Regions from separate parts of the Homo sapiens genome. Here region 2 is linked to region 1. A link is a loop called in an ENCODE intact Hi-C map of the cell type or tissue named here. Cell type or tissue: Caco-2. All regions are shown on one strand. Links, peaks and the distances in the headings refer to the core of each region. The heading gives the core; the rest is flanking DNA. Region 1 has its middle 13 kb from the start of TMEM44-AS1. Region 2 has its middle 33 kb from the start of ATP13A3-DT.

Region 1 (9,069 bases), core at 428-2,927:
ATGGATCAGCTGGCACCACCCAGATGGATAAACTGGCTCATCTGATCTTGTGGCCCCGACCCAGGAACTGACTCAGCGCAAGAAGACAGCTGACTCCCTGTGATATCATCCCTGATCAATCAGCACTCCCGGCTCACTGGCTCTCCACACCCACCAAGCTGTCCTTAAAAACTCTGCTCCCCGAATGCTCGGGGAGACTGATTTGAGTAATAATACAGCTTCGGTCTCCCACACGGCCGGCTCTGCATGGATTACTCTTTCTCTACTGCAGTTCCCCTGTCTTGATAAATAGGCTGTGTCTAGGCAGCGGGCAAGGTGAAACAGTGCTGACTGCTCACTGGGGCCATGCATATGACCGTGAGATAACGCAGTGATTTTCAACCCCAGTTGTGCACCAGAATCACCTGTGGTTTGTTTTTGGTTTTGATTTAATTCAGATTTCCTGGCCCCACTCTTCATGTATTCTGATTAAATGGATCTGGGATGAGGCCCCTATAATTGGTATGATTTGCTTTCACAAATTTAGAGGGAGAAAGAATGTCCTATAATCTTTGTTTTTCCAGTTCTGCACTCAAGAGGGCAAACGTTGTATTGCAGGATGCCCAGAATCCCCTGTTGAAGCTTCCACCTACCCTGAGTTTTCTGAGAACCCTAAAGGCTTATTGAGTTCTAAAAAGTGAAGGAGCTGGTTGGGCACAGTGACTCACACCTGTAATCCCGGCACTTTGGGAGGCTGAGCAGGGTGGATCACCTGAGGTCAGGAGTTCATGACCAGCCTGGACAACACGGTGACCCCCATCTCTACTAAAAATACAAAATTTAGCTGGGCGTGGTGGCAGGCACCTGTAATCCCAGCTACTCGAGAGGCTGAGGCAGGAGAATCCCTTGAACCTGGGAGGTGGAGGTTGTAGTGAGCCGAGATCGTGCCACTGCACTCCAGCCTAGGCGACAGAGCGAGACTCTGTCTCCAAAAAAAAAAAAAAACAAAGGAGCTGCCGTGGAATTAGTCTGGCTTCCACTCCCAGAGGGGAGAGAATGGATGGTAAGCAGTTGCCTATTTTTCTTTCCTGCGCCTCACTTTCCTTATCTGTGAAATGAGAAGAAAAGTATGCCCCACCTCAGAAGATTGCGGTGAAGGCTGAAAGAGCACAGAGGCTGTGACAGCACATAGTAAGTGCTCAATAAATGAAGGCTATTGCCATGAAGGCAGCAAGGCCTCCTGGGTAGGGGTGTGGGCTCCAGAGCCAGACTGCCTGGGTTCACAGACTGGCAGCCACTCTAATTGTGTAGCCTTCATGCCTCCATTTCCTTCTCTCTACAGTGGGGGTGATAATGACTTCCTCACAGAACTGTTATCGGGTGAATTAATAAGTGTAAGGCACATTGATCAATGCTGGGCAAACAACACCAAATCATTATTAGCAGTTACGGTTACCTCTGCTGTGACCGCTCACTGCCTCATGGTGTCACTGTCAGTCACTGGTCCTGCCCCATCCTTAGCTTGTACCCTCCAGCTGCTCCTAGCAGCCTCGCAGGGCAGCTGTGCCTCTTCAAGAAGAGACCACCTTCCCCTCCCTCTTGCTAATCCTGGCCAAGGAATCCCTACTTGGACTCCTAAGTTCACCTATACAGCCTCCTCGTGGGACACCAGCTGGCTGTGGGATGCTGTGTCAGACCCCGTTCCAGCCTCACCAGCACAGGGAGCCAGGACCTCCACGCTCTTGCCCGCTCTTCCCCAGAGATCCACCCCAGGGTCTGCAGCATTTGTTTGGCCGCCTTGGAGCCTAAGCGTCTGAGAGCACCCCTTTCTCCAACACTGAAGCGATTCTTCTAAAGGAAATTACCACAGTAAGTCCTGGGATCCCCAGTCCCCACTCTGTTCAGATGGCTGCCCTCTGTGCCTCCAGGTGACTTAGTTGGGAGATTTCCTTACCAGGTGTCAACATTACACTTCCGGTGGTACCACTGCCTGGGATTCCAAGGCCATTTTTTGCTTCTTAGAGAAGCGGGGTGGGGAAAGCCCGTATGTCTCATCTCTGCTGGGAACCATATTATGTGTAACTTTAAAAAACCCCAGGCATGATTCCAACATGCAGCCAAGGAAGAGAATCACTGAGGTAGGAAGACTGAGACCTAATGGTTATTAAAACCCCTGCACAAGTGGGAGGCTGTCCGTTGATTCCCTTGAGGCTGCCTTCCCTGGGAACATTTCGATTCTAGAACGCAGGCTCTGAGTCGGTGGTTAGAGATCAGCCGACTCAATGATTCTCCAGTTCAGTGGGCAGCAGAATCGCGGGAGTGGTCTGCTTCTTATACAGCTTCTCAGGTCTCAGCTCCTGATCGGCGACGCTGATTCAGTGGGATGGAGGTGGAGGAGTGGGAGGGATCCCAGATCGCAGTGAGATGCATGGTGAGGAACCCTGGGCGGGGAGGGTGTGGGCAAGGTGGGCGAAGGGCTGCCTGCACATCATGCCTAGGCAGGGAGTTATAAGAAGCAAGGGCAGCATCTCAGAGGGGCTCAGATGTGAGGGAATTGTCATCAGAAGCTGGAAAAAAACAAAATTGTCAAAGTTAATTGCCAAATCTCTCTCCAAATAATATATCCCCTGTCCGACTATCAGGGCCTATTTTCAGATGGAAGAAAATGTGTGTCCAAAGCAGGAATCCCAAGATCAGAACCCTCTGTGGGAGCGGAGGTGAACCCTTGGGAGTGGAAGCTGGGAAGACAATTGCTGCCGATGGTCAGTGAGGAAAGCCTTGGGCTCCAATGACCTCATGGCTCTTTTCTGTCGCCGGTGACAGGACACTCCCTTCCCCTCTGCCCACCTCCACCCACAGGCATATCAGACAGATGACCACATGAGAGCACGGGAAAAGTGTTCCCCGTCGATAACACACATTCTCACGTGCTGCCGCTGCCGCCACCGTCCGACCTAATCCCCCAAATGTCCCGTGATGTCAGGCTGAGTGAGGCAGGGTGAGGTCACCCCAGAGCTCATGCTCTTTTTCCCTGGAGACCCAGGAATTTTTGAAAAGTTGCATAAGAGCAAATGCCTGGTCATGCCTTGGATTCTTTGTGTGAAGCCTTTAGCTCCGGCAGCCCGAGTCTCATTTGTCCCCTAATTCACAGTGTGTGACTTTGTTTTTCTCAGCGGTGTTCACCAGGAGAGGTAAAACAATACTCCCTTATCTCCTCAGAGGGGTCAGCAAGGCAGCCTGGTCGGCCATGAAGCAGGGAAGAGCTGGATCAAACTAGGCTCAAAAGCTACCAGCTCCAGAGCCCACGCCTCAGAAGGACTCTTCCCCCACGGCAGTGCATTCCGGCAGGGGGTGTCCCTGAGGGGTCTCCTTACACCTAAAGTGGTTGTCAGTCCTTCAAAGTTAGTGATAAAGAGTCCAGAGCGTCCTTAGTATTACCATTCACAACAATATGCAGAGATCACCAAAAACAGCACTTTTCCCCTCCATGAGCGTGCTCTCCAGCCTCTGACCCTCCCCAGTTTTCTCAGGCCTCCTACTTGACTAAATATTTGGGAAGTGAAACAATAGCTCACTACAGCAGTGGTGGGCAATTACTGGAAAATCACGTGATTGTCCGAATTGAACCAATTTGTCAAAGACCATTTTCCTTTCACTCATCGCCTCCCCCACACCCCACGATAAGATAGGGTCCCTAGAGCACAATAATCCTTTCCTGAGATACAATTTAGAGGCTCCTGAGAAAAGAAACAAAAGTGAGGCTAATTTTGGCTTTTCTGAGACTAAAGAAAAGCACACAGGCAGGCCCTGTCCTGCTCGAGGAAGCCAGGGTGGGCCTCGTTTCGTCCCTCCAGGGTATCTGCTCGGTCACCAGGGGATTTGGAGAACAATGCAAGGGCAGCGAGGGGGAGATAGGAACCGAGTCCTGGCCCTGGCCGCAGTGACCGAAGTCTTGCCTGGGCCCTGAAGAGATCTCTACCATAACAGCCATGGCTTCAGACTTAAACATTCTGTTAACTGCAAATTTATCACTACCCTTCCCCAGCCGAATTAGTTTTTATTTTATTTATTTATTCGTTTTTTTGAGACAGAGTCTCGCTCTTGTCACTCAGGCTGGAGTGCAATGGTGCGATCTCGGCTCACTGCAACCTCCACCTCCCAGATTCAAGTGATTCTCCTGTCTCAGCCTCCCGAGTAGCTGGGACTACAGGCACCCACCATCACGCCTGGCTAAAAGTTTCCCCATAAACCTTTCACCTACTGGTGTCTTGGAGTTTGATGAATATTTACTCATTCTCTCTGTACTTAATAACTCTGCGTCATGACGCCCAAAGAGGCAGGTATTATTATCTACAGATGAAACTACAGATTGAAAGGTTGACACTTGTCCAGGTCACACAGTGTGATAATAGCAGAGGCTGCGTCATGGAAACAGAGGTCCTGTTTTCCTGGAAGAAAACATTTTCACTCTGCTTTCCACCATGACTTAGCTGTTGGGAAGCAGCAGGCCTCACTTCTAGCGAACTCCACTGGGCACGGGGGCACACCTGTCCGAGGTGGCTCCTGCCCTCTCATCATCCCAGGAAGGAGAAGAGACAGTACATCCTAGGCAACACTTCCTCTCTCGTGGGCCAGCTCTGTCTGTGCTTCGGGCCCTTCAATCTCACTCCCATGTCTCCCAAGCCCTTTCATATCTTGTCCGCTGCTTTCCCCTGCCCTTGTGTTCCAGCTTGAGCTGCCTCGGGTGTCCCCAGCTGCGCTCTCCCATCCAGAAAGGCAAAGAGGCAGGAAAGCTTTCACCAGGGGTGGAGGAGGTGATGAGAAGGAAAAATGTTAGACTTCCAGTTGTCCTGGGGGTCAGTGGGACAGCTGCAGAGATGCTCCAGCGTTTCCCTATAGTGTGACAAAATGGAAACTCCTGCTGCTTCATGCCAGCATTTCACATCACAGCACACGCGTGCTTGTGGCTTTCTGTTGACAAAGGGGAGGCAGACTCTTTTCATCCAAATCCACGGTGTCTTGTAGACTTCTTTTTAGCTTTGCTCAGCGGAGAAGCATTTCCGAAGCCCCGCGGTGGTTTCACTACCCCTTCGCAGTCTGCTCGCAATCCGTTTGCGGCCACAGACAATCTCCTTCTGGAAACCATGCGTCTAGTAGATCAGTGGCAAGCAAAGTGTCCAGTTTAGCCACAGGTCTTTGTGTGGCTGTGCTTTGAGGGTGCAGCGGATGCTTCTCTCTTGGGAAATGATAAATTCCACCCTGTAGAAGGTTATTTGGGCTGATGGAAAATCTAACAGACCGCTTGTCTGGAATAAGCAGGATAGTGAACCCCCTCAGTCAGGCCTGAGCCGTTACCAGTTGCCTGCCCTTCAACTTTCTGTCAATATTGTTCAAATTTCTCTTCCTTCGAAGCTGAATTTGTTGGTGTGACAAAAAATAATCTTTTTTTTTTTTTTTGAGACAAGATCTTGCTCTGTCACCCAGGCTGGAGTGCAGTGGTGCTATCTCGGCTCACTGCAACCTTCACTTCCCAGGCTCAGGTGATTCTCCTGCCTCAGCCTCCCGAGTAGCAGGCATTTGCCACCATGTCCAGCTAATTTTTGTCTTTTTAGTAGAGACAGGTTTTCGCCATGTTGGTCAGGCTGGTCTCGAATTCCTGACTTCAGGTGACCCACACGCCTGGCCTCCCAAAGTGCTGGGATTACAGGCATGAAGCACCGCGCCTGACCAAGAAAAATAAAATTTTATTAAAAATTGCAACCTCTGCCTCCTGGGTTCAAGCGATTCTTGTGCCTCAGCCTCCTGAGTAGCTGGAATTTACAGGTGTGCACCACGACTAAATTTTTGTATTTTTTAGTAGAGATGGATTTTCGCCACGTTGGTCAGGCTGGTCTCGAATTCCTGGCCTCAAGCCTGACCAATCCACCAGTCTCTGCCTCCGAAAGTGCTGGGATTACAGGCATGAGCCACTGTGCCCGGCCCCATTTTTTTTTTTTTTTAAAGACAAGCTCTGGTTCTGTCGCCCAGGCTGGAATGCAGTGACACCATCTCGGTTCAGTGCAAACTCCGCCCCCCAGGCTCAAGCCATCCTCCCACCTCAGCCTCCTGCACCACCACACCCAGCTAATTTTTGTATTTTTCGTAGAGCCGGGGTTTCTCATGTTGCTCAGACTGGTCTCGAATTTATGAGCTCAAGCCATCCACCTGCCTTGGCCTCTCAAAGTGCTGTGATTATAGGCGTGAGCCACCACACCTGGCCTTAACAGCCTCGTGTTAACCTAAGCACCTCCAAACTGTATCTCCAAATACAGTTGCTGGAGGTACAAGGTGTTAAGCTTGAACAACTGAGTTTTGGAGTACCCGCTTCAGCTCACAGCAAGGCCTGGATCGTCTTTCACCTAGTCTGTCTGCCTTCGGCCTTTCCTTCCTTGAAACCAGCCTCCACAGAGCAATCGATGGGCCTACAGCACATTGGTGATCATGTGAATGCATCCGCTGCTGAAAGGCTCTCCACCTTCTACAGGGGGCATTGTGATGGTCAATTTTTTTTTTTTTTGAGACGGAGTTTCACTCTTGTTGCCCAGGCTGGAGTGCAATGGCACGATCTCGGCTCACCACAACCTCTGCCTCCCAGGTTCAAGCAATTCTCCTAACTCAGCCTCCCGAGTAGCTGGGATTACAGGCACCTGCCACCATGCATGGCTAATTTTTTATTTTTAGTAGAGATGGGGTTTCTCCACATTGGTCAGGCTGGTCTCAAACTCCCGACCTCAGGTGATCTGCCTGCCTCAGCCTCCCGAAGTGCTAGGATTACAAGCGTGAGCCTCCGCGCCCGGTGTGATGGTCAATTTTATGTGTCAACTTGGCTAGGCTACAGTCCCATTATTCAATCAAACTCAAATCTAGGCATTGCTGTGCAGGTATTTTATAGATGTGATTCAAGTCCATAATCAGTTGACTTTGAGGGAGATTATCCTAGATAATCTGAATGGGCTTGGTTCAGTCAGACCTTGAAAGGCCTTCAGAGCAGAGCTGAGGGTTCTCTGAAGAAATTTCATCTGTGGGCAGCAGCATTTGGTAATGCCTGAGAAAGTTATACCTTGCTTTTTCTGGTCTGCCCTTCAGACATCAGATTTGCCTACCCAGTCCCCACAGTCACACAGGCCAATTCCTTGCAATAAATCTCTTAATATTTATCTCCTAGTCGTCTTTGTCTTGGTTATAGTCTGGCTAATACAGGCTTTGGTTCTGAAAGTGGTTCTAAAAGAGTAGAACCTTAAAAATGAGTTCTTCTTTATATATTTATTTATTTATATTTTAAGATAGGGCAAAACCCCATCTCTACTAAAAATACAAAGATTAGCTGGGTGTGGTGGCACACACCTGTAATCTCAGCTACTCGGGAGACTGAGGCAGGAGAATCACTTGAACCTGGGAGGCAGAGGCTGCAGTGAGCTGAGATCACACCACTGCACTGCAGTCTGGATGAAAGAGTAAGACTCTGTCTCATTAAAAAAAAAAAAAGTGGGGAAAGAAAAGGATGAGTTCAGGGCTTCAAATTCCTAGCTCATGTTTTGCATAAATGATCTGAAAGCTTCTCTATCTGCCCTGAGAAAAACTCTTATCTCCTGTGGTTACAGGACTGAGATTTCTGAAAATAAAATCCAGGGTCTTATCCTCCAAGTAGCTAAATTCCAATGTAAATTCAATTCTCAATCTTGCAGGATCTTTTATTAAAGCAAGGGCATTGACTGGGAAGGAATGGGATACTGATAATTGGAATTGGGACATATGGGCAGATCCTGATGAAGCTGGGATCATCAAACCCCTAAATTCTGCCAAGTCTTCTTTGCCAAAAGTAGCCTTTCCTGTCTGAGCAGATTGGCCACACTCTGCAGGTATAAACCTCATAGGCCTCATCTAAGTTGCCTCGCAAGGTTCTGCGATTCTCCTCAGGACACACCCCTGCCTCTCCTCTTGTGCTGGGATTACAGTCATGAGCCACTGCACACAGGTGAACAACAATTTATTTCTCACAGCTCTGGAGGCTGGAAAGTCCAAGATCCAGGTGCTGGCGGTTCTGGCACCTGCTGAATGCAGTCTCCTGGTTTGCACATGGCCGTCTTTTTGTGGCTCCTCACATGGTGGGAGAGAGCAGAGAGGAAGCAGGGTCTCTGTGTCTCTTTTCCTAAGGAGTACTGATCCCTTTCACGAGGGCTCCGCCCTCACTACTTCCTAATACCATCACATTGGTGGTTAGAATTTCAACAGATAAATGTTAGGGAGATACAAACATTTAACCCATAGCATGGGCTATCACCAATGGACTGGCTGGATGGTCAGAGACTTAAAGGGAACATAATTGGAAAGTTGGTGACAAGGAGGTCTGAAGAAGGAGTAAGCAGATAGACCTCTCTGAATAGGGAAAAATGTGAAGATATTTATGTTCCACATGAGTGCTCACCAAATGGTAACCTCGGCAGAGAGAGAATTTAACAATAGGTGGATGGGATGACCCATTTTATGGATACCAGTCAGCCTCTTTCCCCAGCCAGTTCTGTCATTGCCCACTGGGCTCATGAATCAAGTGGACATGGTGGCAGGGATGGAGGCTGTGTGTGGGCTCAGCCCCAAGGCTGACCTGGCTGCAGCCAGTGCTGAGTGCCCAGTCTGCTGGCAGCGGAGAGACCCTGATAGGACCCCAGGGTTATCAGACAGCTACCTGGTGGCAAATTGATTACACTGAATCATTTCCATCATAGAAGGGCCAGCACTTTGTTCTTACCAGAATAGCTACTTACTCTGGATACAGATTTGCCTTTCCTGTAGACAATGTTTCTGCTAAAACGACCGTCCATGGATTTATAGCACGCCTTATCCACCATCATGACATTTCACACAATACTACTTCTCATCGGAGAACTCAATTCATGTGGCAATGAGCCCCAGCTTACGGAACTCAGAATCTTACCATGTTCCCCATATCCTCAAGCAACTGGCTTGATAGAGTGGTAAGATGGCCTTGAAATTGTTTTTGTTTATTTTTAAATTAGAGACAGGGTCTCACTATGTTGTCCAGGCTGGTCTCAA
Region 2 (13,290 bases), core at 4,729-7,228, 53 kb after region 1:
CTTTCTTTCTTTCTTTCTTTCTTTCTTCTTTTCTTTCTTTCTCTTTCTTTCTTTCTCTTTCTTTCTTTTTTTCTTTCTTTCTTCCTTCCTTCCTTCCTTCCTTCTTTCTTTCCTTTCTTTCTTTCTTTTTTTTTTTTTTTGAGACAGGGTCACTGCCCTGTCACCCAAGCTAGAGTGCAGTAGGGCGATCTGGGCTCACTGCAACCCCCACCTCCTGGGTTCAAGCGATTCTCCTGCCTCAGCCTCCCGAGAAGCTGGGATTACAGGCGTGCACCACCACAACTGGCTAATTTTTGTATTTTAGTAGAGATGGGGTTTCACCGTGTTGGTCAGGCTGGTCTGGAACTACTGACCTCAGGTGATCCGCCCGCTTCGGCCTCCCAAAGTGCTGGGATTACAGGTGTGATGAGCCACTGTGCTTGGCCCATGGAATTTCTAAGGAACTGGCTGGTATTGAGGATGGCTAGGTATAAAATGTAAAGGGGGAGGAGACACAAATGAGGCCAAATAGGGTGGCAAAGACCAATCCATGTAGGCCACATTAAGGAGTTCAAACATTATGGTGGTTATAAAACCAATCAATGAAAAAGAAATGACCAAATATCCCCTCTAGGCAGGCCATGCTCCGGGGGCAAAGAAGATACAATGATGCGCAATATGATCCTAGCCTTCCAGAGGGCAAAGAAGATACAATGATGCGCAATATGATCCTAGCCTTCCAGAGGGCAAAGAAGATACAATGATGTGCAATATGAGCCTAGCCTTCGAGAAGCATACAGACTAGCTGGGAAGGTAAAACATGAGCAAACATAAGGAAGGTGATCAATGGTTACTAGCCACATATAACAAGAGATAAATGTGAAATGTTGGAGTTTACAAGAGAGAAAGACAACTGGTTGGGTAAGAGGCAGGGACAGTGGTAGGGAGAAGGGACAGGAGTGGGGCCTTAAAGAATGGGTACACTAGGCCAGGCACAGTGGTTCACGCCTATAATCCCAGCACTTTGGGAGGCCGAGGCAGGTGGATCACCTGAGGTCAGGAGTTTCAGACTGGCCTGACCAACATGGAGAAACTCCATCTCTACTAAAAAAACAAAAGTTAGCCAGGCGTGGTGGTGCATGCCTGTAATCCCAGCTACTCGGGAGGCTGAGGCAGGAGAATTGTTTGAACCTGGGAGGCGGAGGTTGTGGTGAGCTGAGATCGCGCCACTGCACTCCAGCCTGGGTGACAGAGTGAGATTCCGTCTCAAAAAAAAAAAAAAAAAAAGAAAAAGAAAAAGAAAAGAAAGAGTTCTCAGTGAACACTTAGTGTTTCTCATTATTTTGCACCTCTTCTATTGAATGTAGTCATTCTCCTTTGTTAGGTCAGGAACCCATGAGAGCATCTGACTGAAAAATCACAGACCATCACCCTATCCAAAAATGCATATATGGGCCAGGGGTGGTGGCTCATGCCTGTAATCCCAACACTTTGGGAGGCCAAGGCAGGCAGATCACTTGAGGTCAGGAGTTTGAGACCAGCCTGCCAACGTGGTGAAACCCCATCTCTGCCAAAAATATAAAAAATTAGCCGGGTGTGGTGGCACACACCTGTAATCCCATCTACTCAGGAGGCTGACATAGGAGAATCGCTTGAACCTGGGAGGTGGAGGTTGCAGTGAGCTGAGATCATGCCACTGCACTCCAGCCTGGGTAGCAGAGCAAGACTCTGTCTCAAAAAAAAATGTATATAGGTACACATGTATATGTACCATTTTGCAACATCAGGATGCTGAAACTTCATAGGTGGCTGAAACTTGCAGTCTTCAGGTTGAGAATTCCTGTCCCTCTGTGTCCAGCAGACAAGTGCTACCTGAAGGCCATGACGAATTGAGACAAAATTCTAACACTGCTACGTTATTGAGAGAAAGGATGAGAAGGTATGAAACAAATTTTAATGATGAATTTTTGTGGATTTTTGAAATGCATAAATGGGATGATTAATAATAACAAAAAAGCTCTGTTTATATCATCATAAAACACACTATAAATCTACGGGATTCAGTCTCCACTTGTATATCATCTGACACAGAGCTGAAGGTGGAGGAGAAAGGTTAACCCTTCTCATTCCCTTCCCCACCCCACATACAGTTGGCCTTTTCTGGTCAGGTTTCCGAGGCAGTAAGCATTTTTTTGAGCGCCTACAATGTGCCAGACACTGTTCTGGGCACCTGGGTAGAAAGAAAGATCTTGAAGACTCTTGCCCTGTAGGGAAGTTTATAGCTTGGGGAACAGTGGAGGAAGAACAGAAAAAAAATCACACTAATATTTAATTACTTAAAAAAATTGTTTTTTCAAGGCTGGGTGCGGTGGCTCATGCCTGTAATCCCAGCGCTTTGGGAGGCCAAGGCTGGCAGATCACCTGAGGTCAGGAGTTTGAGACCAGCCTGGCCAACGTGGTGAAACCCCGTCTCTACTAAAAATACAAAAATCAGCCGGGCATGGTCGCATGCACCTGTAATTCCAGATACTCGGGAGGCTGAGATAGGAGAATCGCTTGAACCCAGGAGGTGGAGCTTGCAGTGAGCCGAGTTTGCGCCACGTCACTCCAGCCTGGGTGACAGAGCAAGACTCTGTCTCAAAAAAAAAAAAAGTTTTTAAAACAGAGGCAGGGTCTTGCTATGTCGCCCAGACTGGTCGCCAACTCCTGGACTCGAGTGATCCTCCCGCCTTGGCCTCCCAAAGTGCTGGGATTACAGGCCTGAGCCACTGTGCCTGGTTCAAATCACACCAATAAAAGGGGTCAAAGGATGTGTTCAAATAGACTTGTGGAAAAGCTGAGGCAAAAAGAGGAGGTACTAATTTTGCCTGGAGGCAGAACTAGAAAAGAGCCCTGAAAAATGGGGAGGAGGGGCAAGATTCAGGAAGTATTCCAGGCGGGGAAGCTTCTTTTTCCCCTTTTAGCCATAGGAAGATAGAATTCCTGGGTCCCTCTTCCTGCCTCCACTAGTCTTGTCACCTGAGTTCCATACCAGCTATTTCAAAAAGAGAAAAGGCCCAAGGGTGTACAACCTTCCCTCCAGCAATAAGTAAAGGTGGTTACTATGTGCGAGGAGCTCTGCCAAGCATTGCCCAACTGTTACCTTTAATTCATACAACGGAACGGTGGTGTGTACTGTCACCATTTTCCTGAGAAAATTGGGTTTCAGAGCTAGAACTTGTCTCTTGTCACACAGTTATGGAGTGGCTAAGCCAGAACTGAAGCCGAGTCGACCTGACTTCAAAATTCACCTTCTGGCCAGGCATGGCGGCTCACACCTGTAATCCATCCCAGCACTTTGGGTGGCCTAGGCAGGGGAATCACTTGAGTCCAGGAGTTTGAGACTAGACCGGGCAACATGGCGAGACCCTGTCTCTACAAAAAAATGGAAAACTTAGCTGGGCATGGTAGCGCGAACCTGTAGTCCCAGCTATTCAGGAGTTGGGAAGATCTCTTGAGCCTGGGAGGTTGAGGCTGCAGTAAGCTGAGATGGCACCGTTGCACTGCAGCCCAGGTAGTCTGGGCACCACAGCAAGACCCTGTGTCCAAAAAAAAAGAGAGAGAAAGTCTTTATTTTGTTTGTTTAGCTTTTCTGTGGCTTCAGTCTTTAGTTTCCTTTTTGTTTATTTATTTATTTATTTATTTCACTATGGAAAATTTCTAACATAAAAGGAGACAGAATGGTATCATAAACTTCCACGATTCTATCACCTAGGTTCAATAATTAAGAATTCGGCCAGGCGCAGTGGCTCACACCTGTAATCCCTGCACTTTGGGAGGCCAAGGTGGGCAGATCACCTGAGGTCAGGAGTTCGAGACCAGCTTGGCCAACATGGTGAAACCCCGTCTCTACTAAAAACAAAAAATTAGCCAGGTGTGGTAGCACACGCCTGTAGTCCCAGCTACTTGGGAGGGTGAGGCAGGAGAATTGCTTGAGCCCGGGAGGCAGAGGTTGCAGTGAGCCGAGATCGCACCACTGCACCCCAGCCTGGGTGACAGAGCGAGATTCCATCTCAAAAAAAAAAAAAAAAAAAAAAAAGAATTCATGGCTAATCTTATTTTATGACTAATCCCTTCCTGGATTATTCTGAAGCAAATCATATCATGGCATCATTTTCACCCATAGACTTCAGTATGCCTCTTGGATCCCTTTTACTTGATAAGTTCCTCCTGCTTGTAATGTATTTGTTGAAGAAGCTGGGTCATTTATCTCATGGAATTTCTCACCATCTGAGTTTTGGCGACTGCATTCAGCAGTATCATTTAACACGTTCCCTGTCCTTGGCATTTCCTGTAAACTAGTAGTTGGATTTAGAGTAGTGACCAGACAGGTTAGTGATTTTTGGCAAGACTACTTCATGACTGTTTCTCATCGGGAGGCACTCATGTATTTGTCTTTTGACCGTCATTGATGATCAAAGTCCAGGCCTGTTAATTTACTAAAGATGGCAAAATGGTGATATTGTAATCCTTCTAGTCTTTCTCTGTTTAATAGCTGTAATACATCCAAAAAAGGTTTCCCTGATCGTCTATGCAGTTAACATAAGCTATATTTGTCACTGGAAAGGTAATATAAATGCTTCTCTCTCTTTATTTGCCAATTTTCAAAATAACAAATGGATCCCTAGCACCCACCAAAAGTGACCAATAGATTTAATTTTTAAAAAGCATGAATTCATGGTTTTAAACATTTGATGAGCTTCAATTCATCACAGTTATAATTCTTATTGATGCTCAGATTATCTTATTCTTTGGTTAGTGGGGGCCTCTTCAAGTTGACTGAGTCTGTTTTTTTGTTTTTGTTTTTGTTTTTTTTTTAAGGGAGGGGGTTACTATGTTGCCCAGTCTGGACTGGAACTCCTGGGCTCAAGCCATCCTCCAGCCTCATGCTCCTGCCTCATCCTCCTGAGTAGCTAGGACTATAGGCAACTAAGTCTTTGTGATATTTTCTTTTTTTTAAACAGGGTATCGTTCTGTCACACAGGCTGGAATGCAGTGGTGCAATCATGGCTCAAGGGACCCTCAAACTCCTGGTATCAAGCGATCCTCCTGCCTCAGGCTGCAGAGTAGCTGAGACCATAGGTGCATGTTACCATGCCTGGTTAATTTTTCAATTTTTTGTAGAAATGGGGGTCTCACTATATTTCAGACTGGTTTCAGACTCCTGGGCTCAAGCAATCTGCCCTCCTTAGCCTCCCAAAGTGCTGGGATTATAGGCATGAGCCACTGCAATAATTTTGGTGATTGCAACCAGCAGTATGATTTAACATGTTCTCTGTCCTTGACATTTCCTGTAAACTAGAAGTTGGATTTAGAGTAGTTGATCAGATTTAGGTTAGGGATTTTGGCAAGACTACTTCATGACTAATGTTTTTCATCAGGAGGCACATAATATCTGGTATTTGCCTTGTGAAATCACCCTATTGTTCTTGATAAATGCTTGATTATCAGGTGTATAATATGATGTTCCAGGCTCATCTTGTACATTTCTTTCCCAGGAGCCCAGATCTGGAATCAGCCATTTTTCTAAGGAGCCCTGCTTTCTTTTAGTAAATGGCATTTAGAGATCATATTCTGTGTGCAAGAAATGCTTGCTTTTGAATTGATGATGGTTTCTAGAAAGAATTTTTTACAAGCAAATACTTTATGGATTCTTACTAATAGTTCTATTTCAAATTTAGGTAAGACTAAAGTGTTTCTACTTAACTTTATTGATCTTATATCCATACCTGGGATGTAAAACATCCCACTTTTCAAAACAACATAATTACTCATTGCTTTATCCTATAATACATGCAAAACAGTCTTACCAACTGTATTAGTCCATTTTCATGCTGCTGATAAAGACATATGCAAGACTGGAAAGAAAAAAAGGTTTAATGAACTTACAGTCCCACATGGCTGGGACGGCCTCACAATCATTGTGGAAGGCAAGGAGGAGTAAGTCACATCTTACATGAATGGCAGCAGGCAAGAGAGACAGCTTGTACAGGGAAACTCCCACTTTTAAAACGATCAGCTCTTGTGAGACTCATTTACCATCATGAGAACCGCACAGGAAAGACCTGCCCCCATAATTCGATCACCTCCCACTGGGTTCCTCCAATGACACACAGGAGTTGTGGGAGTTACAATTCAAAATGAGATTTCGGTGGGGACACAGCCAAACCATATCATCCCGCCTCTGGCCCCTCCCAAATCTCATGTTCTCACGTTTCAAAACCAGTCATGCCTTCCCAACAGTCTCCCAAAGTCTTAACTCATTTCAGCATTAACTCAAAAGTCCACAGTCCAAAGTCTCATCTGAGACAAGGCACATTCCTTTCGCCTAGGAGCTTGTAAGATCAAAAGCAAGTTAGTTACTTCCCAGATACAATGGGGGTACAGGTATCGGGTAAATACAGCCATTCCAAATGGGAGAAATTGGCCAAAACAAAGGCGCTCTGGTCCCCATACAAATCAGAAATCCAGCAGGGCAGTTAAGTCTTAAATCTCCAAAATGATCTCCTTTGACTCCATGTCTCGCATCCGGGTCACGCTGATGCAAGAAGTGGGTTCCCATGGTCTTGGGCAGCTCAGCCCCTGTGGCTTTGCAGGGTACACCCTCCCTTCTGGCTGCTTTCATGGGCTGGTGTTGAGTGTCTGCCGATTTTCCAGGCACATGTGCAAGCTGTCGGTGGATCTACCATTCTGGGGTCTGGAGGACAGTGGCCCTCTTCTCACAGCTCCACTAGGTGGTGCCCCAGTTGGGACTCTGTGTGGGGACTCCAACTCCACATTTCCTTTCCACACTGTCCCAGCAGAGGTTCTCCATGAGGGCCCTGTCCCTGCAGCAAACTTCCTGGATATCCAGGCGTTTCCATACATCCTCTGAAATCTAGGCAGAGGTTCCCAAGCCTCAGTTCTTGACTTCTGTGCACCCACAGGTTGAATTCCACATAGAAGCTTCCAAGGCTTGAGGCTTGCACCCTCTGCAGCCACGGCCCGAGCTGTACCTTGGGCCCTTTTAATCATGGCTGGAGTAGCTGGGATGCAGGGCACCAAGTCCCTAGGCTGCACACAGCACGGAGACCCTGGGCCTGGCCCAAGAAACCATTTTTTTCCTCCTAGGCCTCTGGTCCCGTGATGGGAGGGGCTGCCATGAAGACCTCTGAAATGCCCTGGAGACATTTTCCCCATTGTCTTGGAGATTAATATTTGGGTCCCCATTTCTTATGCAAATTTCTGCAGCCAGCTTGAATTTCTCCTCAGAAAATAGAATTTTCTTTTCTATTACATTGTCAGGCTGCAAGTTTCTGAACTTTTATGCTCTGCTTCCCTTATAAAACTGAATGTGTTTAAGAACGCCCAAGTCACCTCTTGAATACTTTGTTGCTTAGACATTTCTTCCACCAGATACTCTAAATCATCTCTCTCAAGTTCAAAGTTCTGCAAATCTCTAAGGCAGGAGCAAAATGCCACCAGTCTCTTTGCTAAAACATAACAAGGGTCACCTTTGTTCCAGTTCCCAACAAGTTCCTCATCTCCATCTGAGACCACCTCAGCCTGGACCTTATTGTTCATATCACTATCAGCATTTTTGTCAAAGCCATTCAACAAGTCTCTAGGAAGTTCCAAACTTTCCCACATTTTCCTGTCTTCTTCTGAGCCCTCCAAACTGTTCCAGCCTCTGCCTGATAACCCAGTTCCAAAGTCGCTTCCACATTTTTGGGTATCTTTTCAGCAGCACCCCACTTTATTGGTACCAATTTACTGTATGAGTTTATTTTCATGCTGCTGATGAAGACATACCCGAGACTGGGAAGAAAAAGAGGTTTAATGGACTTACAGTTCCACATGGCTGGGGAGGCCTCACGATCACAGCGGAAGGCAAGGAGGAACAAGTCACATCTTACATAGATGGTGGCAGGCAAGAGAGGGAGGTTGTGCGGGGAAACCGTTTTTAAAATCATCAGATCTTGTCATTCACTATCATGGGAACAGCGCAGGAAAGACCCACACCCATAATTCAATCACCTCCCACTGGGTTCCTCTCATGACATGTGGGAATTGTGGGAGTTACAATTCAAGATGATGTCGGGGTGGGGACACAGCCAAACCATATCACCAACACGACCACATTTCTCATTTCATTACTAAAAATGGTTTCAGATATTTTACAAGGTTTTTTGGTTTGGTTGGACTGGGTTTAAGTTTGGTCATTAGGGGATCTCCCATTAGGAATATACAGTGGAATTCCTGAGTGTTAAGGTCATTTGCAATAGTTTCTCACTGTGTAGTTACACCATCAACTCAACAGATTGACTTGTTTCATTTTGTCAAGTCTAATTTGGTTTTATACTTTTCTAAAGTACTATATCCACAAACTTCCAACATAAATCTATAAAACAAGATATATTTAGAAAAGTCTAGCTTCTATCCCAATCCTCTCACTTTATTTCCTCTCTCCTCCTATGTGATGTATGGTATATTCATATTCCCCTCTCCAATGATAGCATATTATCAGAATTTTCTTCACCTGGCTTTTTACTCATTAGGTTATATTCTGGTGATCACAACATATAACATAGAAATATGCCTCATTTCCTTTCAAAGCTGCATGGCACTCCATTATGTGTAGGTATCTTAGTTTATTTACTCCGTTCCCTATTGATGGGCATTGAGTTATTTCCAGTCTTTTGCTACTACCAATGTTTCTGTAATAAATAGCCTTATGTATATTAATTTTTGAATTTTTGACTGTGTGCCGTTTTTATTTTTATTTTTTTTAGAGATAGGGTCTTCCTATGTTGCCCAGGCTGGTCTTGAGCTCCTGAGCCCAAGAGATTCTTCCACTTTAGCCTCCCAGAGTGTTAGGATCGCAGGCATGAGCGACCACATCCAGCTGAAAGTGTGTCTTTAGGATGGATTCGTAGAAGTGAGATTTCTAGGTCAAAAGGTAAATGTCTATCTAAAATTGCTGGATATTGCTGCATTGCTCAAGAAACTTATTCTGTTGTGGAAGGAATTATAATGAAGGGATTAGGAAGTGGAGGAAGAAAACTGAGACCTCCCTGAAGGGCTGACATCAACCTCCCTATAGGAAGGACCCACCTTGACAGGTGGTTTGTTCACATGCGGCTGAGAAGATTAGGGTGCTTTTCACCCTTCCCAAATCCTCACTGAAAGGAGGTGGTGCCACTCCTCACCCTGAACCTGTTGCCATGCGCTGCCTCACCAGCTCCTTAAAAGGAAGGCAGTGGTTAATGTTAAAGCAAAATGAATAAGCCTCATAAACTAAAAAGTGGAAAATAACCTAGCAACTTATTACCATCCAATTTCAGTCAGTTCACTCCCTCAGGAAAGCAAATTGCAATCAGGAGATGGTGCCATGCAACCTGCAGCAGCGCGTTTGCAGAGGACAACCCAGGGTCGAATGGGCCATCTCCCTTAGCTGGAAAGACGGCAGGCCACGTTTCTCAGCACTGTTTTTTTCAGCTTCTGATGACACTGAGGATCTCCTGGAGAGTTCCCTGGCAGCAGAGCAAGGAGTTTTGATTTCTGAGTGTTTCCCTGGAGCAAGGGCCTGCCCTGTTGGCTACAGGCACCGTCTGGTGAAGTGTAGATCTGCCAGGCTCCTTGATATGCTTGTTCCAGCAAACTGATGGCACTATCTCTGATGCCTCCACCAGATTTTGCCACTGTCTACCTTGGATGGTCACCCTGCATGGACAGGCCTGGCTTTGCATACAAGGCTATATATTGTGGGGGACTGGTCAGAGCGGTGGAAAAACTATAGGGAAAGGATGCAAACCTTCTGAAAGGTCAGAAGGTTCTGCAGAGCCTGGGGGGAGAATAGCAGAAAGCAGCTGTTCTATAACCCTGGGGCAGAGGGCAAGGAGTAGGTACAAGGGAGTGTGGGGGAATTTATCTTAAACAGGCTTGTTTACTTATGTTGACCAGGAACTGACTGTTGATCATCCGCGTGCATGATGTTGCCTGAAAAGGGAATGATAAATGTTAATTACCTGCAGGTTGTGTTGGCTCCAGGTTTTCGTCATTGTGCCTGCACTGAATAAAAGCAAGCAGCTCCAGCTCTCGGGCTGCTCTCTGGACACTAGAGCCAGGCAGTCGCCTAGCTGCTCTTACACTGCATACCTCTGTCTGAGTACTCATTTCATCTGTCAGCCAGGGTCTGCGGGACAGACCCAGCAATACATGCCCTGAAGACGGGGGTCCTGTCAGCATCACCTCTGGATCCCCAGGAATGCTGGTGCTGACACCAGGGTTTACCACCAGCTGGTAAAACTAGGGCAGCCTAAAAATGGGAACCCCTTCCAAGCCTTTTGTGAGGATTTACAGATGCAGAGCTGTGGTATGGAGCCCTTCGTAAAGTATCAAGTCAAATACAGATGCTCCTCGACTTAAGTTGGGGTTACGTCCACCGGCCATGGTGGCTCATGCCTGTAATCCCAACTATTAGGGAGGAGGAGGTGGGAGGATAGCTTGAGCCCAGAAGTTCGAGACCTGCCTGGGCAATACAGCAAGACGCCGTTCTCCACAGAAAGGAAAAAAAAAAGACAAAAAAAAAAAAAATAACCAAGCAAGTGTAAGATGGGGTTATATCCCTGTAAACCCATCATCAACTGAAAATATCATTAAGTCAGTCACCATTAACTCAGGGACTGTCTGTACAGGCATTGTTATTATTAGAGTAAGCACTTGATAAATGCTTAACAAACGAGTAAATAAATAGTGGTGTGGAAAAAAAAGAATGATGAGAATAAACGTCCCCGAGGCCAGGCGTGGTGGATCACGCCTATAATCTCAGCACTTTGGGAGACCGAGGTGGACAGATCACTTGAGGTCAGGAGTTCGAAACCAGCCTGGCCAACATGATGAAACCTCATTTCTACTAAAAATACAAAAATTAGCTGGGCATGGTGGTGTGAGCCTCTAGTCCCAGCTACTCGGGAGGTTGAGGCAGGAGAATCACTTGAACCTGGGAGGTGGAGGTTGCAGTGAGCCGAGAACGCACCATTGCACTCCAGCTTAGGTGAAAGAGTGAGACTCTGCCTCAAAAAAAAAAAAAAAAAGAGTAAGTGTCTCAGGAGTTTCAATTAGTGGGGGGGTGGGGGCAGTGAAGTAGAGTGATTGGAGGATGGTTGGGTTTGGACGGATTTGGAGATGTTGGCATATGGGAGTGGGGAACATTTCTAGGAAGGGAAAATTTACATTCGCATTCAGTTTAGCAACAAGCACTGTTTATTTGCAGCAACATTCTGGTCAGAGGAGTCCTCTAAGTAAGTTGGGAGAAACAGTACAAAGGTAACTAAATGATCACTAACACCAATTGTGTCACTTTGTGCTGAGTGACCTCCTTTAATCCTCGTGGCAGCCTCATGAGAGGGTATTATCACACTCAAGTAATAGAGGAGGGACGTGAGACACAGCAAAGCGCATAAACTTACCTGCAGGAGAGCGAGAGACAAACCACTGAAGAGCCTTTAATGCCCAAGTAGGAATTTGAACGACCACAGTCAGAAGGGAGGCACTGAAGAGACTTGAGCACAGGAGTGACATGGTCGTATGGGTGCTTCAGAGAAACGCAGTATTGTATAGCAGCTGGGAGTTTGGAGTTTGGCACCAGACCACTTGGTTCTTCTAAAATCCCAGTTCCGGCCAGGCGCGGTGGCTCACCCCTATAATCCCAGCACTTTGGGAGGCTGAGGCGGGCAGATCACCTGAGGTCAGGAGTTTGAGACCAGCCTGGCCAACATGGCGAAACCCTGTCTCTACTAAAAATACAAAAATTAGCCAGGTGTGGTGGTGTGTGCCTGTAATCCCAGCTACTTGGGAGGCTGAGGCAGGAGAATTGCTTGAACCCAGGAGGTGGAGGCTGCAGTGAGCCGAGATCACATTACTGCACTCCAGCCTGGGCGACAGAGCAAGACTCTGTCTCAATAATAATAATAATAATAATAATAATAAATAAGTTAAATAAATAAAATCCCAGTTCTGCTCCTTGCTTGCTGTGAGATCTTACAAATATTATTTAACTGCACTGAGCCTCAGTTTCTTCATCTATAAAATGCGGGTAATAAAGGCACCCAGCTTATGGGGTCTTTTAGAGGAATAAAGTAACACATGTAGAACACAGCACAGTGATGCCGTGTATGTGTATGACAATTGTAAGTTATCATGAATATGTTAGCTATCTACCGGGTGGCCTGGAGAGAGGTCAGAGGTAGGGGGCAGCAGCAGGCACAGACTGAAGGCAAGGGTGGAATAGAGAGTAAGATATTTTAAAGCAAGCCTCAATAGGAATCATTACTTGCACACGTGGGATAACAAAAATACCTAAGAATGACTCTCAGATTCCCAGTCTTTTCTTTTTTCTTTAAGTATTTGCCCTTTTCTTTTAGTTTCTCAAGATTCCCAATCTTTTTATTTATTATTATTATTTTTTGAGACGGAGCTTCACTCTTATTGCCCAGGCTTGAGTGCAGTGGCACAATCTCGGCTCACTGCAGCCTCTGCCTCCCAGGTTCAAGCGATTCTCCTGCCTCAGCCTACTGAGTAGCTGGGATTACAGGCATGCGCCATCATGCCCTGCTGGTTTGGTATTTTTAGTAGAGATGAGGTTTCATCATGTTGGCCAGGCTGGTCTCGAACTCCTGACCTCAGGGGATCTGCCCACCTCGGCCTCCCAAAGTGCTGGGATTACAGGTGTGAACCACTGCGCGCGGCCAAGATTCCCAATCTTATTCACTGAGAAGAAAAGGGCTTCTGTCCTTCCTGTAGAAGATAGATAGCCATAAAGGGGGGAGAAAAAGAAAAGGATGAGGGGGCTTCTGATAGAAACGCGAAAACTCGGAGAGAAGCTAGCTTTTTGGAGCAAGATCACACTTTGGGAGGATGTGTGTATGTGGGGTGGGGGTTGTCAAAAGGATCCTGGGTTCTATTGCCAGCTCTGCCACCAGTTGGCTGTGTCCCCTTGCCAAAAACCTCTTTCCTTTTCTGGACTTCAGTTTTTAGTCAGTGAAATTAAGCTTTTACACTTGAGATCTTAGAATTCTCTCCCAACTCAGATGTTCTCCAGTTTCACCTGATCACTGTATAGCACTTGAAAGGGAGGATAGTGCTAATAGCCTGGCTCTTAGGAGACTTCTTTGAAAAAAAGAAAAAGAAAGAAAGAAAGAAAAAAAGATTTTTAAAATTTATTTAATTTTAATTTCTTTTCTTTTTTCCTTTTTTGAGACAGAGTCTCACTGTCACTCAGGCTGGAGTGCA

The links. Hi-C counts contacts between places; a loop is a spot of excess contacts. Peaks named below come from ENCODE experiments on the same cell type or tissue, not always from the same donor. Only the 100,000 strongest peaks of a DNase experiment are listed, where the experiment ranks them.
Region 2: a loop joins it to region 1, with 4 times the contacts of the local background. A loop is called at or near these places in 17 of 110 quality-filtered maps.

Annotation. Positions count from the first base shown.
Region 1 is chr3:194,566,369-194,575,437 of GRCh38, reverse strand. No RefSeq gene overlaps it. Among named protein-coding and RNA genes, the nearest start is that of TMEM44-AS1, 13 kb to the left of the region's middle. RefSeq lists enhancers at 1,589-1,758, 2,804-3,098, 2,075-3,274. In Caco-2, for the core only: a CTCF peak has its summit at 1,462; DNase peaks (open chromatin) are centred at 1,487 and 2,927.
Region 2 is chr3:194,513,777-194,527,066 of GRCh38, reverse strand. No RefSeq gene overlaps it. Among named protein-coding and RNA genes, the nearest start is that of ATP13A3-DT, 33 kb to the right of the region's middle. RefSeq lists an enhancer at 5,993-6,287. In Caco-2, for the core only: no CTCF peak of the experiment used is centred there; DNase peaks (open chromatin) are centred at 6,156 and 6,716; H3K4me3 peaks cover 1,014 bases.